2 separate regions of the Mus musculus genome follow, and region 1 is linked to region 2. A link is a loop called in an ENCODE intact Hi-C map of the cell type or tissue named here. Cell type or tissue: gastrocnemius. All regions are shown on one strand. Links, peaks and the distances in the headings refer to the core of each region. The heading gives the core; the rest is flanking DNA.

The links. Hi-C counts contacts between places; a loop is a spot of excess contacts. Peaks named below come from ENCODE experiments on the same cell type or tissue, not always from the same donor. Only the 100,000 strongest peaks of a DNase experiment are listed, where the experiment ranks them.
Region 1: it touches region 2 in a loop (2.5-fold over the local background); 5 of 42 quality-filtered maps call a loop at or near these places.

Annotation. Positions count from the first base shown.
Region 1 is chr16:29,875,138-29,887,628 of GRCm38, reverse strand. No RefSeq gene overlaps it. Among named protein-coding and RNA genes, the nearest start is that of Gm52263, 7.3 kb to the left of the region's middle. In gastrocnemius, for the core only: no CTCF peak of the experiment used is centred there; DNase peaks (open chromatin) are centred at 2,524, 3,959, 4,833 and 5,937; H3K27ac peaks cover 296 bases.
Region 2 is chr16:30,064,640-30,077,130 of GRCm38, reverse strand. Hes1 (hes family bHLH transcription factor 1) reads right to left here and starts at 11,774. Exons shown (of 4, transcript NM_008235.2): 1 at 11,433-11,774; 2 at 11,205-11,300; 3 at 10,881-10,968; 4 at 9,335-10,259. The coding sequence starts at 11,540. The coding sequence ends at 9,703. It overlaps Gm32998 (a long non-coding RNA gene), which reads left to right and starts at 6,693. Exons shown (of 3, transcript XR_876001.2): 1 at 6,693-7,018; 2 at 7,201-8,244; 3 at 8,484-9,268. In gastrocnemius, for the core only: a CTCF peak has its summit at 6,059; DNase peaks (open chromatin) are centred at 6,005, 6,606, 7,349 and 8,295; H3K4me3 peaks cover 3,148 bases; H3K27ac peaks cover 3,922 bases.

The sequences.
Region 1 (12,491 bases), core at 2,453-10,452, 190 kb after region 2:
AGGAAAAGTCAGTTACACACCAGGTATAGGAAGGAGTCAGTGTCTCCCCAAGGTTCCTCTCTCAGACACTAACATTTTCTCACAACCCTTATCATTCAGAACTCAGTACCTCAAATCCTAGACAAACAATCCTGAATTGTCTTGTTGGGCAATTTAGGAAAATCAGGGATTGGTAGAAAATGTAAGTAGGTCCATGAGAGAAAAACCATCATTTATTGAGTTGTTCAACTGACATTTGGTAGATCCACACCTATGCGCCAACTATTATACTTGGTGCCCACATTGCAAAGATGAACGGAACCTGATCTTTCTTCTCAAAACTAGTAGCTTCTTCCAAATTTGAAAGCACTGAACAAATTATAATAGTAAGATTTAAAAATATTTCTGCATATGGGAAACTTTGGTTTTGTTTAAAAGCACAGTAGCAGACATGAATGGACATCTCACTCATAGAATTCTAAATGGCAGACACAGAAACTTGCCCAGGGCTTATAGGAGAACAGTCAGGCAGTTGAGATGTGCTTAGCTCTAGAGAGAGCTTTCCAGAGACACAGCTTGGGTACCTGCCAGAGGGTCCCAGCAAGCAGAAGACAGAAAGAGAGAAAAGTCCTATAGTGTGTGCAGGAAACTATGAAGAGCCTCCTATTGGTGATTCATAAATCCCGAAGCAGGAAATGAGCACAGAGATAAGAGAAAGCTGGAAACTTGGCTTGGGCTGCTCAGCTCGGAGGCAGCTCAACAGGACAGAGGATGTCCTTCCCAGTGGCTCAGCTGGTCTGAACCTCTTCTAGGCAGCTCCATCTACCCGGTTCAGCAAAGTGTCTACCTATACCAGTGAGCTTCCTCCAGTGGGCATGGGAGCCCCCGGAGAGTTTCAGTCAGAGAGATGGAGTGATCTGGTATGCACTTTTTGTTTGTTGAGACGGGGTCTCAATAAGTGACCCTGACTGAACATTCTAGAACCCACTGTGTACACCAGTCTGGTCTCAAAACTACTGTCATACTGAGCCTGCTATTAGAAGAATGGCTTTAAGTCCTAGCGCACCCTTATTGGGCTTGATTCCTGCTTTAGACTACAGTGTGGAGACTGGCTGAGGCGTTTGTTTTGAAAGTGTATCTTGACACTTTTTAGGTAAGAGGCAGATGAAGTTTTCAAGTAAGGAAAATTTTCTTACTTACATTATGGTCACACATGCACAGACAGCTCTCCAAAGGCTGTGGTAAAGAGCTACTAGGTACCAGGAGAAACTCATCTTTTTGTGTCATCACAAAGAACCAGGAGCCTGGCAGTGTTGGGGATTGAACCTGGGGCCTCAGTGCATGTCAAGCAAGCACACCATCACCCCCAGCTACACTCCTAGCCCTCCAGTCCCTTATCATCAGATTTGAGAGTCGGGTCTGTGGTACTTCCTGTGTCACACAGAAGCAGCTCACAGCTGGCTTTTTGTACTTTGGTTTGGGAAAAGTATGTAGGGAAGTAATTCAGCTTTGTCCCTTCTTCCTTTGATCCTTCCTTCCTTCCTTGCTTCCTTCCTTCCTTCCTTGCTTCCTTCCTTCCTTCCTCCTTCCTTCCTTCCTTGCTTCCTTCCTTCCTTCCTTGCTTCCTTCCTTCCTTGCTTCCTTCCTTCCTTCCTTGCTTCCTTCCTTCCTTGCTTGCTTGCTTCCTTCCCTCCCTCCCTCCCTCCCTCCCTCCCTCCTTTCTTTGTTTCTTTCTTCCTTCCTTTTCTTTTTTTTTTTTTTTTTTTTTTTTTTTTTTGTAAATAAGTTCCGTGTCTCTGCTTTGCCATGTTTTCTGTGATTGCTTTCCTGGAGCAGTCCAAGTGTGGGGTGTGAGCACCTTCTAGACCGGCTCATTTCTCAAGCCTTCAGCAGTTACTCACTCTTTCCCCCTGTATGTTCCAGAAGCAACTTCCAAGCAGCAAAACTGATGAGGAATTTTTAAATCTCCTCTCCAGGTCCCTAGACGGTCTGATGCATTTTTCTTACATCCTGATCTTTCCGAGAGGAGGCTACAGGGTGGCATCCTCTATTCCAGAACACTGGGTAACTCCAGGAAGAGGCAAGGAGGGCACTCTGAATGCTGGAGGGAGAGGGAAGCCTGTGAGCACCGTTCCCTGAGGTGTTGGGAGGAAGAAGGGCACTCAGTGGCTAATATACCATCTCCTTTCTACTCATGACAGGAATGAGGAGTTTCTCATTCCTGTGTCTGGCTCTGTACCCCTCATGGTAGCACGATGAATTGGGGTGTCATTGAGGCTGCTGAAGGCCCAAATTGGGTGTATGCAGCTGCCACATTTTCTACCAGTCAGGACTCTAAAGCAGCAGAGGGGAAGAGGTTTGGTTGGTGTGGTTGCTCTCTGTAACAGCCAGGGTGAAGGTGATAAGAGGGGTCACTTGGAAGGTAGCAAGCCATCAGCTGAGATGGGCCGAGGCAGTAGCTTTACTCAGAGGGTGAGTCCTTACCCATTTGAGACCCAAAGCAAATTCTCCAAGCCCTGTTGTATTTGGCTAACAGCAATCCCCAAACCACAGGCTCCAGGGCTACGAGCCAGCGTTCCAGAAGAAGCCACCCACGGAAGAAGAGAGATGGAAAGAGGAAGCCTGGCTCTGTGTGTTTGGAGACAATAGCTTTTAGAGATTCTTAATAAGGCCTCAAGCAAAATCTTGTCAACATTTATAGCTGCTGACCTGGGTGGGGGATTAACTGGTCTTCCTTCAAGTAAAATAATCAAAGAGTTATGGGTCCATCCTCTGTGTCCCAGAGCCTGGGGGACTTGCTCCGATGAGGAGCCTGGGCCTTGGGAAGCTCCTCTCTCTTATCCCTTCAAACTTCATTTCAAATAATTCTGTAAACTTTTAGAAATAGCTCCTCTGGGGGAGGGAGAGATGGCTCAGTCGATAAGAGCACCGCCTGTTCGACCAGAGGTCCCGAGTTCAATTCCCAGCAATCACATGGTGGCTTACAACCATCTGTAATGTGTTCTGATGACTTCTTCTGGCCTGCAGATGTACATGCAGATAGAGTGCTCATATTCATTAAATAAATAAATACATACATAACATAACATAACATAACATAACATAACATAACATAACATAGTTCCTCAGGAGTGGAGGAAAGGTTTGGCATCATCTATGAGGGGCTCGAGCAAGAAATCCAACCTCACTAGATAGGGTGCTGCGTGCCTTTAATCCCAGCACTCAGGAGGCAGAGGCAGCTGGACCTTTGAGTTAGAGGCCAGATTCCAAAACAGCCAGAGCTACAGAGAGACCCTGTTCGAAAAGCAAACAAAGAAACAACAACACATACAAAAGACAGGAACAAAGGAAGGAAGGAGGGAAGGAAGGAAGGAAGGAAGGAAGGAAGGAAGGAAGGAAGGAAGGAAGACAGAAAAAAGAAAAGAAAGCCTTAGCTTAGTCAAGATGGCTGGCTATGTGAGCCGTATAGACAAGCCACATAGACAAGCTCATGGAGATGGATGCCACAGCGAGAGAGAAACCATCAAGGCATCTCACGGGTCAGGTACCTTTGTAGTCTCTCAGGTTGAAAAGAGCCCTCAGTACCACCTATTTAAAGGAGAGGAATTTGCACTGAATTCTCAGTCTTCAGATCCTGCCGACTTTGAACCTACTTGTATCTGTGTGATCACACACACAAACATACCCACACAGAGATGCACACATGTGCGCACACACACACACACACACACACCACTACACTTCATTTGCCATAGTACACCCTCCCCCATAACCCTGTGCAGTCAGGAATTCAATTCAAAGCAAAAGGGATTCTTGAGGAGGGGGGAAAAAAAAAGGAATTCCATAGTGGTGAGGTTAGGGTTACAGCCCTTGAAGCCAGATGGTTTCCTGGAGACGTCAGGGGAGCTGGGTGAGGTGGCATGGGGGACACCATCCGGGAGCCCCAAGAGCTAAAGCTGGCACTTGCATGTGGCTGGCATCTGCTTAGTGCTGTGGATGGTACCTTCACAGCATCTCCATCTGCCTCCAGCATCCCCAGCCTGGGACCTAAGTTGCTGTATTCTATTCTCCACCCATTTCTGAAAACTGCCTGCTCGGGTGCTACTTCAAAGTCCCCTGGGAATGCCAAGTCGCCAATTAAGCCTCTTTGAGGCAGGTTCTCATTCCTTCCCCACTAATTGAAATGTTACTCCTTTTACTAAACCCATAAACCACCCAAACACAACGGCCTTCCTCATTTGCATTGTAACAATGTCCCTAATGTCCTTCCAAGAGCTTTACGTAGAGCCGAACCTTTTCTCTACCCCCCCCAACCCCCCAACGGTCAAAAGCAATTCCGAGGCAAAGGCCTTCATTTCCATCCCTATACAGCTGCTCATTAGCCAAGGTGGAATAAATTCCCTTTATTCTGGATTCATTTCCCAGGATGATAATGTCTTTTTTGTCTCAGGCCACTGTTCCCAAACTGGCCTTAATTGCTGATAGTAATTGAGTTAATGAGTATTTACAGCCGGTAAGGTTAAAAAAGGTCTCCTGTAGTTTTATTTGTGACATTTTATTTAACCTGCAATAAAATCATTAACAAGTTGTCCCCGTGTTAATTTTCTGGCCCTTCATCTTGTCTCTGTCTCTTGGGAAAGTAGGGTGAAGGTAGATGGCTCGGTCCTGGGGGTAGTTCTTAGGTTGCAGGGATGGGGAACCCAGCCTCATCCAGGTTTTCTTCTATTCAGAGAGGAGGGCCTCTCCCAGTGAAAGCAGATAGCCTGGGGCCACGATGCTCCACAGTCTCCCAGGCGCTTGGCCAAGTCACAGTCGGGGTGATGAAATCCCTTCAAAGCCACTGGGCTGGGCCAGGCTCAAGCTCCCTACCAGCAGCGCCAGCCTAAAGTGGCCCACAGGTCGGGCACAGAGCCGAGGTGTCAGGCAGTGTGAAGAGTCTGTGCATCGGTGCCTGCCAGAGAGAAGATCTGAGATGGGGCTGGAGGAGGCACCCATGCTTGTGGGCAATGCTAGGGCAAGCCAGGGGCTTTCCACACTTCACACTGGGAGGCCTGAGACTTGTCTGTGGGAGTCAGTCACTCCTAACCTTCATGTCTGCTTCCTTGCAAGCCACAGTGGGAGAGGTGGAGGCCCCTTTTCACAGTGGGGTTCTGGTTTCTTTGTTACTTCTTTAGAGTGAAGCTGGCTTCCAGGAAAAAAAAAAAGAACCTCAGAGGCCACTCCCAGATAACAGCAACTCCTTTTCTTCCTTGTGTGCTCTGCGTGGGGGGCTACTGGTGGCGTCTCCTTCAGAGGTGTCCAGAAACAGTGTTTGGGGGAATGATGAATCACACTGTAGCGGAAGTATCCAGCAGTTCCCTAGCATACACAATGGCTTTGGTTTCCTGGACATACAACTAGACTGTCTAGGCCTTCTTCAAGTTAGATGTCACCAGGTGACAGCAGAAAAAAAAAAGGTGTGCATAGGAGGAGATCCAACAACTTGCAGCCCAAAGTTAAAAGCAGCAGGGTCCAGCCAGCTGAAAATTGTCACACAAGGAGTTGAGACAGTCCCACCCTTCCTGTATGTACACATTAAAAAAAAAAAAAACTGGAATTTTTTAAATTTATTTTTTATTTTATGTGCATTGGTGTTTTACCTACATGTATGTCAGCGTGAGAGGTTGGGTCACCTGGACCTGGAGTTAACAGTTGTCCGCTGCAATGTGGTTGCTGGGAATTGAATCCCCTGTCCTCTGGAAGAGCAGCCAGTGCTCTTAACCACCGAGCCATCTCGCCAACCCTTCTGTGGAATTTAAACCACTCTACGCTCTGGGAACTATCGGTGGCAGGAGCCTACTCTACATTCCAACAAGTACAGTGTGCCCTGCGCTGTGCCTGGGAATGGTCGTCTTGCTTGGGATTCTCACCCTCTGAGACCTTTCCCATGTGGCTCTGATCCGGGCCCCTTTGCAAAGCCTTCCCGTGGGCAGAGGAAGCAGAAAGCTGACCCGACTCAGTCATTACCCTGGCATCCTACCAATGCCACTTTTGCCTGCCTGTAGGCAGATTAAAGCATCTGGCCAAGGCGTAACGTTTAGAAATTCAGTTCTCGGGCCACTCCCCAGACTCACTTCATCAATGACATTTCTGAAGTCAGGCTCCCTGCATGAACAGACTGGAGAAGACTAAACTGATTTCTGGAACAGTTCAGCCTGTCAGGAGTTGGGGATAGGAAGGGGGGTAGGAGTCATTCAAAATCCACTTGTCCCTTCATCTTGTGATGGACAGACAGACAGAGACCCAGAGCCAGGAAAGGGCAGAATCAGCCTGAGGGCCCCTGGCTTGAGCCTGGTGCTCCTTAACTGAAGACAGAAACAAGGTACGTGCCATGTGCTGTCATCAACTGTCCCTTTGCAACTGCTGATACCTGCTTAACATTCTTCATGCTCTGTAAATCATCCGAACATACTTGTCTCTGAGCCTGATGTTCCGGTCTTCACAGCCGGTACCACAGCACTGTCTCCTCTGGGCACATTTCAAGTACAGCTCCTGTGGTTTCTGTAAAGTCAAGGTTGAGCATATTGGGCAGGTCGGCTTTTCTCGGGTGGTTGTTTTCCATGCCCACCTGGAATCAGGGGCTGCTGAGAAAACCTTCTTCAAGGCACGGGGGAGGGGCTGCTTATGGTAGGAAGTGTGGCAGCTGTAGACTGCTAGACTGTCAATTAGTGTCTTTGGTCTGACAACAGTGAAAGAATTCATCCCATTTTATAGAGGAGGCAACTGAGGCTCAGATAACTTTGCCGAGTTACTCAGGTCTCTGCTAGGACCTTTTTGACTTCCAGCTCTGAGCTCTTCAGTCTACCGGTCAGTGGGCAGGTTGCCCTCTTCTAACCCAACTACATTGTCTCTTCATGTCTATGAAGGTCCTGGCTTATTTTCTAGAGCCAATTTTCCAGAGTTCAGAGGTACACTGGCCAACACAAAATAAAATAAAAACAAACAAACGAAAAAACATATTCCATGGGTGGCTCTGGCTCCCCATAGCCAATTATATTCTTTATTGTTGTTCGTTTTGTTTTGTTTTGTTTTGTTTTGTTTTGTTTTGTTTTGTTTTGTTTTGAGACAGTGTTCCTGTGTATCCTTGACTGTCTTGGATCTCACTTTGCAGACCTGGCTGGTCTTGAACTAATTCGCAGAGATCCACCTGCCTCTGTGTCCTCAGAGCAGGGATAAAAGGCATGTGCCACCATCACCTGGTGCCAGTGATATTCTTAATTGTTGCAGTGACTTCAAAACTCATGCCTTTTGCCCTCATTACTTCCTCTCCAGGAACTTCTGGGGAATCAGAGTCTTGGAGGTTTGGCTAAGAGGCCATAAAGTGTGTGATGGTTTTGCTTTGTTTCCCCCGTTGACACAAGCTAGAGTCATCTAGGAAGAGGGAACTTCAGTAGAGAAAATTTCCCCCCATCAGATTGCCTGGAAGCAAGTCTGTGGGTCATTTCCTTGATTAATGGTTCACAAGGAAGGACCCTGCCCACTGTGGGCAGTGTAACCCCGGGACAGGCAGTCCTGGGTTATATAAGAAAGCAGGTTGAACAAGGCAAGAGGAACAAACTAGTAAGCGGCACCCCTCCATGGCTTATCCTGCCTCCAGGTTCCTGCCTTGAGTTTCTGTCCTGACTTCCCTTCATGATGTATGCTAAGAAGAAATAACCCCTTTCCGCCACAAGTTGCTTTGCGCTGTGGTGTTTTATTCCAGCAAGGGAAAGCCACTGGGACAAAGTCTAAGCCTGAGTTTACTCCCAGCCTCATAAGCTCTTGGTGTGTCTGTGGCAGGCGCCAAGTGTCAGTAAAATGTGCTTGGTGAGAGAATGTGGAAGACAGGACCTGGGTTAGCTCGTCTCCATTAAGAAACAGAGGCAATGAGCGTTTTCTTCAAATCCCATGGCTGGAAACATGCAGAAGGAAACCACACAGCTCCTTTGGGAAGGGGATGTTGAAGATGGATTGTCAGCTTAAGAGGATCTGGAACAATCCAGGAGTGAAGCCTTGGGGCATGTCTGTGGGGAAGATTTCTAGATGGCATCAATATCTTTGTTGCTTTCCTTATTGCTGGTCTGAAATGCTCTTAAAGAGCAACTTCAGGGACCGAGGATTCATTCTGGCACATAGTTCAGGAGCAGTCGTGGGGAGGCCAAGACAGCAGAAGCTTCATGCAGCTGATCCCATCGCAGGCACACACACAGTCAAAGCAGAAAGGAATGCATGCATGCTGCTATTTAATTCTCTCAATTTATACAGTCCTGGATTCCAACAGGGAATGGTTCTGACCACAGTGACTGGGTTATCCCACCTCCATTCACGGAACCGTAATCAAGGCAATCCCCTCCAGCTATGACCAGAGCCAGTCTTCAGGGTGATAAAACTGACAACTCACACTAACCTTCACTGTGGACTAGGAGAGGAAGACCCACCTAAATTCGGGTAACACTGCGTCATGTGCTGGGGGCTCAGACTGAATAAAGAGAAAAAGAAAGCAGAATGATAATTGGTCTCCCTGTGCTTCCCGGCTACAGATGCATCGTGGTCAGGGCCTCATTCTTCTGCTGCCATGATGTCCCAGCTTTGGTGGCTGTACCATGGAGCTGGAGCTGTGAGCCAAATACACCTTTCCTTTCTATGTTGCCTTGGTTAGACCCTTTGTCATGGCAATGGGAAAAGTCACTGCAGGATGTACATCACATGCCTACCCTCTTAAATACAGGTGTGTGTGTGTGTGTGTGTGTGTGTGTGTGTGTGTGTATGTTCCTCTCTGCACCTTCTGAATCCATCTCTTCTCTGCCAGCAATTTTTTTTTTATTGTATGGAATAAAAAAAGATTTTTTTTGTTTGTGTGGATAACCTTCCCCCTTCCACGGATGGGGTCGCAGTCACTCAAACACTGGGGATGGAGAGTGAAAGGGTTGAGAGGTTAGATCTGAGGGTGCCAATAGCACCCATGCTTTGTATGTGATCGATTAGTTTAATGAAGGAGATTTGCTTCATGAATACATACTTTAACAGTCACCACGCATGGCTCACTGGAGGATCTCTGTGAGTTCAAGGCCAGCCTGGTTTACATAGTGAGTTCCAGGACCACATAGAGAGACCCTGTCTCAAAGACATAAATCCATCATGTGCATTTTCCATTTGATATATTTTTGGACTTTTTTTTTAAAAACGAAAGAGAGAAAAAAAGAAAGAAAGAAAGGAAGGAAGGAAGAGAGAAAGAAAGAAAGAAAGAAAGAAAGAAAGAAAGAAAGAAAGGAAGGAAGGAAGAAAGGAAGGAAGAAAGAACGAAAGAACGAAAGAACGAAAGAACGGAAGAAAGGAAGGAAGGAAGGAAGAAAGGAAGAAGGGAAGAAAGGAAGAAAGGAAGAAAGGAAGAAAGGAAGAAAGAAAGAAAGAAAGAAAGGAAGAAAGGAAGAAAGGAAGAAAGGAAGAAAGGAAGAAAGGAAGAAAGGAAGAAAGGAAGAAAGGAAGAAAGAACGAAAGAACGAAAGAACGAAAGAACGAAAGAACGAAAGAAAGAAAGAAAGAAAGAAAGAAAGGAGAAAAAAAAACCAGAATCTCGCAGTGTCAGAGACCTGACAAACTCTTTCAGTCTTAGGCAGTCCCAGGAGAAAAGTCATTGCATTTCAATGGCTGGGTCCCTGGGGCTAGAGCACAGGATCTCAGGCTTGCTCTGAGAGCACTGGAACAACAGCTGTACCTCCAGCCCTGTGTCAAAACATCACAGCTGTCATGGCGAACACATCTCTGCTCACAACAGTGAGCTGTCTAGGACTTGCTTTGTAAGCGGTAGAAGCAGAGACAGAGGTAAACAGAAACTCAGATGTGCTTAAGTCAAAACCTAATTCCTTTCTGAACCATTTTTTTTTTCTTCTGTGAGTACATAAACGTGGTGTCCTGGTTAGTTTTTGTCAGCTTGACACTGTTGAAAGGAATCTCAATTGAGAAAACATCTCCATCCAATCATCCAATTGATGGATGATTGACGTGGGCGGGTCCAGCTCACTGTGGGTGGTGCTACCCTGGGCAGGTGGGGCTGGGCTGGATAAGGATGCAGGATGAGCAAGCCACAAGGAGCAAGCCAGTAAGCAATGCTGCTCTGTGCCCTCTGCATCAGCTCCTGCCTCCAGCTCCCTGCCTTGAGTTCATGCCCTGACTCTCCTCAGTTACCGACAGTAAAGCTCTGAAGTGAAGGAAGCAAACCCTTTCCCTTCCAAGTTGCTTCCTGTCATGCTGATTCATCACATCGATAAAAGACAAACTAAGACACATAATGATCAAGAACAGCTTTTCTAATTTAATTTAAGGCTTAAGAACAGTTACTCTAAAAGTAAAGGCATATCATCTGACGAGTCTCTCTCTCTCTCTTTGTGTGTGTGTTTGTGTGTGTGAGTCTGTGTGCATGCATGCTCACACATGTGCATGCATGTCTGTATGTGAAGGTTAGAAGAACTGTCTTCCTCAATTATTTTTCTTCCTCCTCCTCCACCGTTCTCTTCCTTTTTCTCCTCCCCCTCCCCCTCCCCCTCCCCCTCCCTCTCCCTCTCCCTCTCCCTCTCCCTCTCCTTCTCCTTCTCCTTCTCCTTCTCCTTCTCCTTCTCCTTCTCCTTCTCCTCCTTCTCCTTCTCCTTCTCCTTCTCCTTCTCCTTCTCCTTCTTCTCCTTCTCCTTCTCTTTTGAGTGAAGGTCTCACTAGAGCTCACAGAGATCCATCCGCTCTCAGTCCATGGATCCAGACCCCTCTGTCATTTTCTGTATCCTCCTTTGATAGGGAATCAGAGAACTCAGAACTGCAGGTCTGTATTTGGCCATCAGCACATCTCTAGCTCCAAGGGTGGGGCAGACTCTCTTCTTTGGGGGACTAGAGCTGGAGTGAGCACGGTTTCAGGTCAGGCCTTCTCACAACGGCTGAGTAAAGACCCTAAGGCACACCAGAGTGCCAGAGTCTCGCCCCTCAGTGTTCCCTCCAAAGAGAACAGGAGATAAGCACCCTTGTAAGACAGTTGGTTTCATTTGGTGGATGGGAATTCAATGGCTCCCGGGCTCCATTCTACTCATCCTGGCTCCGGCTTAAGTTTTAAAACTAATTCTCTCAGCATTAATCTGAAAGGATTCTTCAAACAAAGGCTCAACATCTGAGTCTATTTACCCAGTGTGCAGCTGTGTCAATTGGCCAAGACAAAGCCGGGCTTCCTGGCCAGCCCACAATGGGCGGCAGGTAGTTCTCTGAAGAGAGGCGCTCCGAGGCAGGGGCCTCTCACCAGGCCACCACCCTCCTTCCAATGAGGAAGAGCAGAAGCCCCGGGGTCAAGAGAAAAGGAGGGTGTCCCGCCCCCACCTCCCCCACACAAGTGGAGACTGAAAGATATGATCTGTAAGCCCATCAATTAGGGCTATTAAAAAGGTAATTAGCCCTCTTCCATGGAAACCAAGGACAGAGATGTGAAAAGAGGGGGAATTCATTTCCCTGTGGTTACATTTTAGTGTGACTGGTACCTTTAGTGATGAAGGAGGTGCTATTGTTGAGACTGTCACTTGACCATCTTGAGGAGGGGACATCAATTCTGTTACAGGGATATCTGATGGTAAAAATGGGAATTATTTGTTCTTTAAAGAAACATGTAATTTTTTTTTTCTGCTGTCCACTCCTAGGTACAAATTAAATGGCCAGGTCTGGAAGGCTGGGGGCGGGGGGGGGGGGTGTGAGAGGGCTTCCCTTTCTAGGTTCCTCTCTGTGGCAGAAGGTAAAATATGAACATATCGGCAATGCGCCAGCCATATGTCCTGGGCTCCGTGTGTGTGAAATTCATAAGTGGTGTTTCCATTCCCTCTCTGTTCAAGTGTTTATTTTGACAATAAAAGGCCAAAAGGGAGCTAAAGGACTGAGAAAAAAATATTTTTCATGATGAGAGTTGAAGTTCTCTATTGGCATGAAACTCAAGCACAGAATGCATTTATGCCACACTGGCCCAGCTCACCATGAATACACAAACTGATGTTTACATAGCCCAAGTCTGTGTGTGTGTGTGTGTGTGTGTGTGTGTGTGTGTGTGTGTGCTTGCAAATAAAGAATAATTTAACCATTTTCTTTTTTCCTACCATCTAATGTCTTCTTCTCTATTCTTACATCTTCCCCCTGCCCCCACTAAGAGGTTCGTATAGCAAGCTGTGCAGGTTACAAGTTGCCACTGGGTGTGTGATTTATATCCACTAACCCACACAACAAAGGTGCAGAGTGTCTAGTGATCTCTGAAGCCTCCTGCCGCATCCACTGCAGGCAACCATGACTCTTATTTCTATAGAGTAATTGAGCTTGCTCTAGAATTTTATATAAGTGAAGGTGTGAATCCTTCTATAGCTGACACTTTCTTGCTTAAAATACCTTTATTTTATTTTATTTTATTTTATTTTATTTTAGCTGAGATCCACGTGGATGCTGAGTGTATTAGTGGTCTATAGTCTTTTGTTGACAAACAGTAT
Region 2 (12,491 bases), core at 1,446-9,445:
TGCAGGCATCCTTGGAAAGAATGGAGGATAGAGGTCTCTGGCTGTCTCTTAGAGAATGGTGAGAAGGGGCCAGAGTACCAGCACTTTCTGCTCTTGCAGAGGACCAGGGTTCAGTTCCCAGAACCTGAGTGATAGGTCCCAAGCCAGTTCCAGGGGATTCCATGCCCTCTTCTGTCCCCCAGAGGAATCTGTATGAATGTGACATATGAACATCACTCTTGGCAAGGTGTGTGGGAGGAAGGAAGCATCAGCCCTCAACTCTAAAGTTCCTATCTCTTTCCTGTAGTGAGTAGGGACTGGGAGACCATGGCCTTTGGGAGGCACTACCAAACTATAGTCAGAGGAAAAGGGAAGAGAAGGAGGAGGAGGGACAGGGGGGTGGAGGATTATTAAAAGTTCAAAATACAGCTAGGGAGCGGTAACGCATGTTTTTAACCCCTGGAAACAGAGACAGGCTGATCTCTGTGAGTTCAAGGCCAGCCTTGGTCTACAGGGAGAGAAAGAGAGTTCCACGACAGCCAGGGCTAACAGAATAGTTATCTCAAAATAAAAAAATATAATAATAATAATAATAATAATAATAATAATAATCATAATAAAATAGCTACATGGCAATGAAGAGGGAAGAGGACAGAATTTAGAGACAGTACTTGAGAAACAAGGAGAGGATGGAGGAGTCATGGGGGGGGGGGTGAAGGGTGGTGAATTTAAGGGGAAAAGGCAGGAGATAAAAAGTTGGGGAGAGAGGATCCACAGGGACAGGATTTTACCCAAGGAAGGAAGAGCAGTGGTTCTGCCAAGGCTCCACAGAAGGCAGAAAGTGTGTCTCTCCTCTCCACCTCTCTAGTCCTAAGCCACTCTCCTGGTCTGGTACCTCTCAACTCCTCATCCCAATTTTCTGAGTCATCAAAGCTTCTGTGCCAGGTGTGGGGGAGGATGGAGGGAGAGAGGTGTTCCTTTAAGACCCAGAGAGTGGCAAGGCTGAGGAGGGCCTTAGCAGAGGATGAAAAGGGGAACTGGTCCCTAGAACATGTGTTTTACCTAAAGGGCTTGAGGAAGGCTTCCGGTAAGCCTTGGATCCTAGCCCTCATTAGAGAGTCACAAAATAAATGAAAGTGTGTGTGTGTGCGCGCGCGCGCGCGCGAGCGCATATAAACATATATATACACACATATGTTTATGCTATCGCATGCCAGGAAACAACGCTGTTTGCTCTTAAAACATCTGAAATGCTGTTCAGGGCCTTAGCTTCTGAAATGGGTTTGACACACCGAATTTATTCTCTTGTGCTCTGCTAAGAAATAACCCCATTTTATGGTCTTGATGGCTTAGGGATAAATTTTATAACCATATATCAATGGGGAAAAGTTGGTAGAAGACAAGCTATCTACCAGAAAGCCCAGAGTCTGGCACAGTGCTTGCCAACCCTAATAGGCTGCTCCAGGCTGGAATGTTTGTAGACTAGATCTATACAGTTCATGTCTCACATTGACCACTGAATTATAAAGTAGGCGGAACATGAAAACAGATCACACTTATGAGAAAAAGTCTTTAAGCAAAAAGGTATTCCTCGGGGCTGGTGAGATGGCTCAGTGGGTAAGAGCACCCGACTGCTCTTCCGAAGGTCCAGAGTTCAAATCCCAGCAACCACATGGTGGCTCACAACCATCCGTAATGAGATCTGACTCCCTCTTCTGGAGTGTCTGAAGACAGCTACAGTGTACTTACATATAATAAATAAATAAATCTTTAAAAAAAAAAAAAAAAAAAAAAAAAGGTATTCCTCAGGCACCATGGCTGCCGTCACTCAGCCATACGTGCAACTGAGAAGGAGAGACACATGTGGAAACAGGAGGATAGTCACAGCGAAGCCTTGTCATTAATTTCAATTACAAGTATTTACTTGGGCTGCCATCGGGGCTCCCCTCATTCTTGTTACAAGGATTTATAGCATAAATAATAAAACCAGAGCCGTGTTTACCTGCTCTGAGTCTTTAAATGACATCACCCTGTTTTGTGTTGCTCTTAATTATATGTAGCTGTGTCTGTGTGTCTTCATGTGAGGATGTACATGTGAGTGCGGGTGTCCCAGAGGCCTCTGGTCCCATGGAGCTGGAGTTACACACTGTTGTGAGCTGCCTGATGTGGGTGCTGGGAACCAAACTTGAGACCTGCTCGTAACTGCCGAGACATCTCTCCAGGCCCCTACTACGTTCATCTTATGAATGTAAAGTACTTGTAGTAAACCAGATTCAAACTCACTATGTGTATTTTCAAAGTGACTGTTATACCTCCTGGATAGCTGAGATTTGGACTTTCGCTAATTTAGACTGGCATTAGTGTCTAGCCAGACTAGTTCATTAAGTGCACTTAATTAGGCAAACAGACTAATGGGGGACGCCTAGCCAGTTGGGGAAGAGAGCTTCTGAAAAGGAGGGAATCCTGGTAAGGATTTGCAGATTGCATTTTCTTTTTAAAGAAGTGGGGGTTGGGGGCTAGGGTAGGGGGTGTGGGGCAGATGCAAAGGATGGGAAAGTGGGAAAACAGGGGTATTTTACCTCATCGTGCTCTGATAATCACAACAAAGGGTAGGATCACAGCAGACTATATTGGAGCAAACTCTGTGAATGTGGTCCTCCTCCAATGCACTAGAGCAGAGGTTCTCAACCTTCCTAATGCTGCCACCCTTTAAATACAATTCTTTATGTTATGGTGAGCCTCCAACCATAAAATTATTTCCATTGCTACCTTATAACTGTAATCTTGTTTCTGTTATAAATTGTAACATAAGTGCCTGTATTTTCCGACAGTGATGGTTTTAGGCAACCCCTATGAAGAGGTCATTTGACCCTCCAAAGGAATTGCAACCCGCAGGTTGAGAACCACCGTGCTAGTGGAAGCATGAGTCTTCTTAGCATGTCAGGTGGCCTTTTTATAGCAGTGGTGATGTACAGGGTCCATTCTTGAGGTCTCAGTTTCTATATATGTTAATGATGGGTGTGAAATAATGCCAGGGCTGTAGTTGACAGTCTGGAAGTATGCCTCATGTAGGTGTGTCAGCGGGAGAGCATGTGCAGGGACCATGTTGGTGAAAGGACTTCAGGGATTCCTGATTTAGCCTTCTCACCTAGCTGCATGGGAACCCAGAGCTCAGACACTTATGTGGACGCACTCGGCATCTCCTAGGTAGTGGCCCACTTGGCACTGGAAGCCACATTTCCTGACTCTCAGTCCTTCTTCTTGACTGTGTTGACTATGCTTTTTTAGGCGATGGTAGGGTTTTAAGTTCTAGGCATTGAACCTAGGGTCTCAGAACATCGGAGAACACGGGTATTTATGATACCTATAGGTCCCTCAGCAAGGAATCTATGACTAAGCTATGCCTCCAGACCACAGAATGATTACTCTTGAAGTTAAATACTTGGCAATAATTTTTCCTAGGTAAACTTTGACCAATTATTGATTATACTGGTAATGTCTATTGTAACAAGTGTTAATGATAACTCAGAAGGTCAAAAGGTTGCTTGGTGGATAGAGCCTTCTTTTGTATCAACCCTGAGTAACACTTCCCCTTTCATATCATTTAACTTGTAATGAGTTAAATTGTTACTTTTTTTTCACTTGGTCTCTTGAGGGCCAGGCTGTGAGTATTTAGCTACAGAAGTCATGCCTCTATCCTCTAGTGCCTGGCTTAATAACTAGCATGAAATTTAGAAACTATGGAAGAAACTGTTGTCTCCCTTGGGGTGTGGTGCAATTACAAGTAGATGCTAAAAAATCAATGAGCAAAAGGCCATCGCTAGCTTTCCTATCTGGTGAATACACACTGTGGTCTTTCCACAAAGCACCATTGCAGAGGTTTCAAGTCCATTTACATACAGACATCCAGCACCACTTGTTGAAGATGCTTTCTTTTTTCCATTGAATAGTTTTGGTCTCTTTGTCAAAAATCAAAAGTCTGTAGGTATATGATTTCATTTCTGGGTCTTGGATTTAATTCCATTGGTCAACCTGTCTGTTTTTGGCTAATACCATGCAGTTTTTATTACCCTTGCTTGAGGTCAGAGATTGTGACACCTCTAGAAGTTCTTTTATTGTACAGATTTTTTCATATGAAGTTGAAAATTGTTCTTTCAAAGTCTGTAAAGAATTGTGTTGAAATCTCGATGGGAATTGCACTGAATCTACAGATTGCATTTGTAAAATGGCCCTTTTACTATGCTAATTCTACCCATGAACATGGGAGATCTTTCAGTCTTCTGAAATCTTCAATTTCTTTCTTCAGAGACTTAAAGTTCTTGTCATACAGGTCTTGCACTTGTTTGGTTAGAGTTGCACCAAGATATTTTCTATTATTTGTGGCTATTGTGAAGTGTGTTGTTTGTCTAATTTCTTTCTCAGTCTGTTTGTGTTAAGGAGGGCTATTAATTTTTTTTTTTTAGTTAATTTTGTATCCAGACACTTTGCTGAAGGTGTTTATTAGGGGTAGGGGTTTTTCTGTAGAATTTCTGGGGTCACTTATGCATACTACTATGTCACCTGTGAATAGCAATACTTTTGACTTCTTCCCTTCCAATTTGTATCCCCTAGATTTCCTTTAGTTGTCTTATTGCTCTAGCTAGAATTTCAAATACTATATAGCCAGAAACCAGAAACACCCTAAATGCACCCCAATTGAAGAATGGATAGAGAAAATTTACACAGTGGAAAGCTACTCGGCTATTAAAAACAAGGACATCATGAAATTTGCAGGTAAATGGATGGAACTAGAAAAGATCATCCTGAATGACTTGAGTGACCCACAGACCAACATTAGGTGGAGGAGTTCAGGGAGTCCTGTGAATGAGTCAGGGTAAGTCTGAGGGAACGGCTGGAATCAAGGACATCACAAGAAGACCTACAGAGTCGACTAACCCGAGCCCCATGGGGGCTCACAGAGACTGAGCCACCAGCCAAAGAACATGCATGGGTTGGACGTACATATCTGTAAGACATGTAGCAGATGTGCATCTTGGTCTTCATGTGGGCCTCCAAACAATTGGAGTGGGGAGTTTCTCTGACTCTCTTGCCTGCCTTAGAATCCCTTTCCTATAGCTGGGGCTGCCTTATCTGGCCTCAGTGAGAGAGGATGCCCCTAGCCCTGCTGGGACTTGATAGGTTGGTACCCCTGGGAGGCCTCCCCTTCTATGAGGAGGAGGGAGGAGTGTGAGGGTGGGACTGGGAGGAGAGGAGGAGGGCTGAGATGGGGTGTGAAATGAATAAATTAATGACAAAAAACAAAATAACAACAAAACCACAGCACAAACAGATGGATGATTTGATGTGCTCAAGCATTTAGGGAACGAGACCCAGACCATGTGCTTCCAACCTGATTGCTATGTTGCAGTAAAACAAGAACAGAGGCAGGGATGTAAGGCCAGCTTTGCCCTTTCTGAACTCTGACAGAGCTTGTATTTTGAATAGTTAAATACAAAAAACGATAGTAAAACATTAGTTTTTTTTTTTAAAGAGTAAAACTACAACTTCTCCATCTACATTTTAACTGTCTCTGTTCTCTTTGACAACCAAATCCTAAGTATTTTTATTTTTATTTATTTTTGGTTTTTCGAGACAGGGTTTCTCTGTATAGCCCTGGCTGTCCTGGAACTCACTCTGTAGACCAGGCTGCCCTCGAACTCAGAAATCCGCCTGCCTCTGTCTCCCAAGTACTGGGATTAAAGGCATGTGCCACCACTGCCCGCCTTCAAATCCTAACTTATTTCTGTTGTTTTCAGACAGTGTCAGGTAGCCCAGGCTAGCCTAACTAACACAAAATTGACCTTGTTCCTTCACTTCCTACTAGTTCTCCACCTCCCAAGCGCCTGGGGGGATTGCCACCACACCTTGCTCCTGACTTTTTTTTTTTATTTTTAAAGGTAAACCGTTCTATTAGAGAAATGAGGACAGCCGGCTATCCCTGTGGTCCAGGCAGGCGGCTTTGGTCTCCAGTTCCAGTCGAACCTGTGCCAGAAAACAGCAGGACACTAGGGGACACCTAGAGCCTGTTTGTCCTTTGTGTTGACTTTTTCTCCTCCCTGCTTGAAGGGAAAAACTTCCCTGGTTTCTTCCTCAGCAGGAACTCATCCGTCTGGGCGCCCTCTGTTTAAACTTAAGTCCTGGCACCTAATACATCACGCGTGGGATTAGTCACAAGCTGGGCTGTCTCGGTGGCTAAACAGGACTGCATTGCCACCAAAGTTGTCATTTTAGCGCCAGCTGCAGGCTGCCGGGAGCTTAGTAGGTGCTCAAGGTGCTTAGAAACGAGGCTCCCCTCTCTTAGGGTCCCCAGCATCCTTGTCCGGTGCAAGGCATTTGGGGTGGGGGATGTCCGAGGTGGTCCCTGCCTGCCTTCTCCTGTCCCGCTGGCCTGACTCCTGGCAGGGCCCTGCAGGCCTCCGGTGCCCCGACCCTGGCCCCCGCCCAGCTCCGCGGCTTCTAAACGCTGCCCCGAGCTACCGGGAGAACTGGAAAAACACTGGCAGGCCGCCCCACCCCCAGCGGGTCGGGCGGCCGAGACTCTGCGGCTGGGGCCTGCTGCCTGGGCGGCGCTGGCCCGGGGCGGGGAAGCGGGGGCGGCGGCCTGCCTGTCAGCGGGAGCGGGCGCGGGCTCGTGTGTCAGCGGCTCCCGCCCCTCGCCGCCCCCGCCGCCGCCCGCCGGGCCTCCCGCCGCCGCCGCCCGCCCTCCCCGCGGCCTGGCAGGCTGCCGGCTGCACAGGCGGGGGTTCGCGCCGTTCTCACGACCTCTCAGGTTGCCTGAGCTCATCTGGGAGCTATTCATTTCCTGCCAGAAAGCAGCCGGGCCTGCTGGGCGAGCCACCTTGGCCGCAGGGCCGCCGGGGCCGGCCCGGTGTGGCTGCCCTGGGCCGCTCCCGCCCGGCCGCGGTCCCCGAGGCCTCCCAGGAACCCCGAGCCACCCCGGCGGGCGCGCGGCGGGGGCAGCTCGCCCGCCCATCTGGTTGCACTTAGAAGCCCGGAGGAAGTGAGCGGCGGGTTGTTACCGGCCAAAGGGTGTGGGGAAAGTTAATTGACTTTAATGACAGGTTCCCCGTGACGATGTGGGGGTCTGGTTAAACCTCTGGGTCCCCACTGCAGAAGCGCGTGGGAGGGGTCAGGATGAGACCCCGAGGAAGGGGCGAGCCTCAGTTGCTCACCCAGAATCAGGCCCTCACCTCTATCTACCTCTGTAGATTGCTGCCAGAACCTCCGGAGAGCAGAGAGGCTCCAAGGACCTTCAAGGAGAGGCCCTCGAGGTCTCTGGCCTCAAGGACAGAGTTTGGAGCTGTGTCTTATCACAGGAGAGATCTACTCATCCGGATCTGGTTAGAGGGGCAAGGCAGCTGGGTGTGCCCTGAGGTGGTATAATTAGGCCAGGCCCAGAGGATCTGTAGGGATGCCAGAATAAACTGGAATGCTTCATCTCCCCAACCCCCAGCTACTGATTTAAGAAACAGCAGGGATACAGGAGGCAGCAGTGTCTAAGAAATAAATCTATAGCGTTTATGAACTTGGACCTATCCTAGAGAAGGGAAATGACTTATCCAAGGTGGTGCCTGCCATAAGTTCAGTGGTATAGAACAATGTAAAAGCTCCCAACGGGGATATAGGCTTTCTTCTACTCCATATTATACTTGAACAGGCTTCATTTAATAATGTAAATCCAAATTACGGGGGGGGGCACTCCTTTTCAAAAAGAACAAATGGTTTCTTTTCCTCTCACTTCTTCCTGAAGCTGCTGCGTGACACTTTTGGTGACATTAATAAAGATGCATGAAGAAATTAATTTCCCTTGTAGCCCCCTCCTCCATAGATGTAAAAGGAATTACTTTTATAAAATTGAGTTCCTGATGTCTTGATTATTTCTACTACAGAAGCTAGGAATTCTTGGTGGAAACAGAGGACTTTAATATCTAAATTTGGGATGTGTCTTAATGGAGTAATTGTTACTATGTTTATGTATAAACAAAAAGGAAAACCAGGAAAAAATGGAATGACAAAGTATGCGTTGAATACCTTTCTTGGGCAGAAAATAAGGCAAATAGGAGCCAATTAAACAAAACAAAACAAAACAATCTTTTAAACCTCTCTCTCCGGGGGTCGAAGCTGAAGGTCCTGGAAAGAACCGGCTGCTGTCTGCTAGATCATTCCTGTGATAGAGCCGCACTCGGCGCTGGCCTGTGGGAAAGGCTACAGCCAGGCGGGGGAGAGGTAAGGCTTTTGAAACAAGACAGAAAATCGTTGGCTTTATCTTTGTTAGGAAAGCTTCAAAGATTGATCTCTCCCGCCTCATCCTTCTCCTCCCAGAAGCCGCCGCTGTAAGGGAAAGGGGGTAGGGGGTTGAGAGGCGGGCGGGAGGAGCGGGGGCTGGGCGGAGGACTGGCCGGCTGTGGGGGAGGAAGGGCGCGCCGGCCAGACCCACAGCGCGGCTGATGTGTCTGGTCTCGCAGGGCTCGTGGTTTTCATTTCCCCAACACCTGGATGCAGTCAAACACCTGGCCAAATCTGAGAAAATCTGACAAGCCTTTGTGATGGGATTTGGAAGAAATTCCCTGCAGATCCTGGCACAGTTTAAAGCTGTCCGCTTTGAGTTAGGACTTGTTAAGGAGGGTTGTGTGAGCTGAAACCCGAGACAACCCTTTTGCTTCTATCTGGAGCCCACATCTTGCCTGGAAATGGGGCATGACCATGCGAAGGGGTCGCTTGCTGTTTGTATTAAAAGGGGAAAAACGGCCCGTGTGCCTGCCAGCGCAACCCCCACATGCTTTCTCCATTAAAGTCAAGCGCAGAAACTTATCAGAAACATATGTCTGCTGTTAATCATCTGGCCCGGGCTCCACTTGGGAGTCTAACTAGTTGTACCCTGGCAGAGAGAATCTGTTGACCTTTTCAGCTTGCTTGAAGAGGGTGAAGAGAGGCATTTCAAACTTTGTGATACGGGTGCCAGGGGATGCCTAGCTACGCCTGAGTAAGGACAGACAAATGAAGGTCCCAATGCTGGAGGGCTGCAATGTGGCTTGAGCGCGCTTTTACTTTAGGAGGCCAGTGGCTACTACAGGGAGTGAGTTGGGAGCCGCCCTTTGGAAGGTAAAAAAATAAGGACTGTTTATCAGGAAAGCCCCATCAAATGAATTCTCATAAATTAGGTCTTCTTAGATCATTGAGTGTTGCTGAAAGGTTTGATGGTTCCTGTTTAAAACTTTAAAAAATACATCCTATTTCTGAATTGCCAAACTACATGAATTTCAAGCCCCACCACTTTTTTTTTTTTACAAATTTTGAAATAATCAGTTCTAAGACATAAAAGCCTTCACTCTTTTATTATATTTTCTCAAATAAACTTCCCCAAAGGAAGATATTTTAAGAGCATTTTCAAACATCTTTGGCATCACATAAAAAAAGAAATCTCGTGTAAAAAACGAAATGTCATCTCAACTTTTATAATACAAAGGCGCAATCCAATATGAACATATAAAATATATACAAATGCAGTGCATGGTCAGTCACTTAATACAGCTCTCTACAAAAAGTAACTTTTTAGAATTAAAAAAAGCAACAAAATAACCACCAAATTATAAAAGTCTCTCCTAAAATCCAAGTTCGTTTTTAGTGTCCGTCAGAAGAGAGAGGTGGGCTAGGGACTTTACGGGTAGCAGTGGCCTGAGGCTCTCAGTTCCGCCACGGTCTCCACATGGAGTCCGAAGTGAGCGAGGAGCCACTGGAAGGTGACACTGCGTTAGGACCCACCGAGGTCCCACTGTTGCTGGTGTAGACCGGGATGACCGGGCCGCTGTGAGCGAAGGCCCCGTTGGGGATGAGAAAGGCAAATTGGCCGTCAGGAGCCGGCACCACTTGGAAGCCGCCAAAAACCTTGGCAGCCTCTCCAGCCTGGCTGCCCAACTTGCAGGGTGCGCTGCCGGGAGGGGGCGCCGCGCCCCCGGGGATGGGCACAAGCGGCGGCGGCGGCGGCGCGAATGGCGCGTGCTGGGGACCGGCAGGTCCTGACGGGGGCGGCGGCGGCGGCGCCTGCAAGGCGGGGTGCGCCTGCCCGGGGTAGGTCATGGCGTTGATCTGGGTCATGCAGTTGGCCAGGTGGCCCAGCAGCCGAGTGCGCACCTCGGTGTTAACGCCCTCACACGTGGACAGGAAGCGGGTCACCTCGTTCATGCACTCGCTGAAGCCGGCGCGGTATTTCCCCAACACGCTCGGGTCTGTGCTGAGCGCGGCTGCAGGCCAGAAGGAGAAAAGATGGGTCACCGAAAAGCCCTGGCCCCGGAGCCATACAGCCTCCCGCCCTGGGAGGTCCCCGCAGCGCGCCTCCGGAACCACCTGGGGTTGGGAGGGTTGGGTAGGCTAAGAACAGCCAGCTCCTTCTCCCTAGGTTGGGGACATAAGCCAGGACACTCCCTCCATCTAAACCGATCTCAGCTCCAGATCTGCCACCCCTAGTCCCGCGCGCGACCTGACCTTGGACAATGCCACCCAAGGCGCCTTCCAAACCCCACTTCCCCTCCTGCGGCAGGGGTTGGACCGGTGCTAAACCACTGACCCCTACCTTCTATCCAGCCCCAAACTTCCTCAGTCTTACGTCCTTTCGCCCTCACCGGCTTCTACCACAGCCAAGCTGCCCACCACCCTTCTCGGCTACAGCCTCTCCCTCCATTTCCGGAGCAGTAACAACTTGGGAGCTGTGGCTATAAATAAGACCCAGACCGTGGGAACGCGGAGTGAGCCAAGGCAGTAAAATGTAGCTGAATGCCTCTCACAACCGCGGGCGGAAGTCTGGAAGAAATCACCGCGGGCCGAGAGGGACACCCGCAGAGAGGGGACGCACGCGCGGTCCTTACCGGTCATCTGCGCCCGCTGCAGGTTCCGGAGGTGCTTCACAGTCATTTCCAGAATGTCTGCCTTCTCTAGCTTGGAATGCCGGGAGCTCTGCGCAGAAAAAACAAGGGATGAAAGTCAGTCCTCCTTGTCAGCTGCCTCCGAGTTCTGAAGGTCCCCGCCCGCATGTCCCACATCCCAGGGCCCGGCGGCCTCTCTCCCGCCAGTGGGAACGTAGTGCTGGCGGGGTAAGATCCACATGCAGCAGGCTAAGAGCTTAGTTCTTTGTGCCTGGGAAATGCCATTCCATTCGTAATTAAAAATAAAAAAAAGCATTGCTCACTTACATCTTTCTTAAGTGCATCCAAAATCAGTGTTTTCAGTTGGCTTAGACTTTCATTTATTCTTGCCCTTCGCCTCTTCTCCATGATAGGCTTTGATGACTGCAAAGGGGGAGAAAAGAGGTCCTGAGTTCCCACGGGATCTGCCATTTCACCCCGAGGTTTTAAGAGAAAAGTAAAAGGAGTCCCGCTGTGCACAACCCACTTAATTTCTAGACGCAGGTACTGTCTTACCTTTCTGTGCTCAGAGGCCGTCTTTGGTTTGTCCGGTGTCGTGTTGACACTGGCTGGGGTAGCAGCCACCGGGGAGGAGGAATTTTTCTCCATTATATCAGCTGGCATTTTCGTTTTTTTTTTTTTTTTCTTCTCAGTCCCCAGAGAATTTTATTTTTGGAATCCTTCACGCAAAAAAAAAATAATTTTTTTTTGCTTACGTCCTTTTACTTGACTTTCATAAGAAAAACTACTGAGCAGTTGAAGGTTTATTATGTCTTAGGGCTACTTAGTGATCGGTAGCACTATTCCAGGACCAAGGAGAGAGGTAGACAGGGGATTCCGCTGTTATCAGCACCAGCTCCAGATCCTGTGTGATCCGCAGGCCCTGGCGGCCTCTATATATATCTGGGACTGCACGCGAACGGCTCGTGTGAAACTTCCCAAACTTTCTTTCCCACAGTAACTTTCAGCCAATGGGAGGAAGAGACACGCGGCACCGCTCGTGGACTGCGCCCCCCCATTGGCCGCTAGGCACAAGGTCTGGCGGCCAATGGCGCGCGCCTGAGCCCGGGGCACCGGAGGCTACAACGTCAATCAAAAGGATTTTAACCCTTTGCTAACTCTTTCCTCTGGGCTTTGCTTAGTTTTAGTCTAGTCTATTTCTTTTGTGGCCAGGCCTTTGGTTTTTATTGTTCTTGCTGCATGCAATATAACTACTTTGTATAATAAGTTCATTTGAAAAATATTTTGAACAGATATAGGCCAAGACAAAATTTAGTGATTGAAAAAAGGAGGGAACAAGGTAAAGAGGATGTGTTACTCTAATGTCTTCCGGAATTCCCGCTCGAACTCTGTATGTTTAGGGGAGTCAAAACTGCTCATGAGGTTGGGGAGATACTAAACCCCACACGCTAAACATGCCCTTACCGTCCCCCCAAATGCCTTCACAGCCAGGGTTTTCGGAGCAAGGTGTCTTTTGGATGCTTGTCTCCCTCTAGCCCATTCATTCCTCTCTTGGAATTGCAACCTTGGACCTCACGCTTCTCCAGAAAACAATCAGAATAATTTCCTACTGGG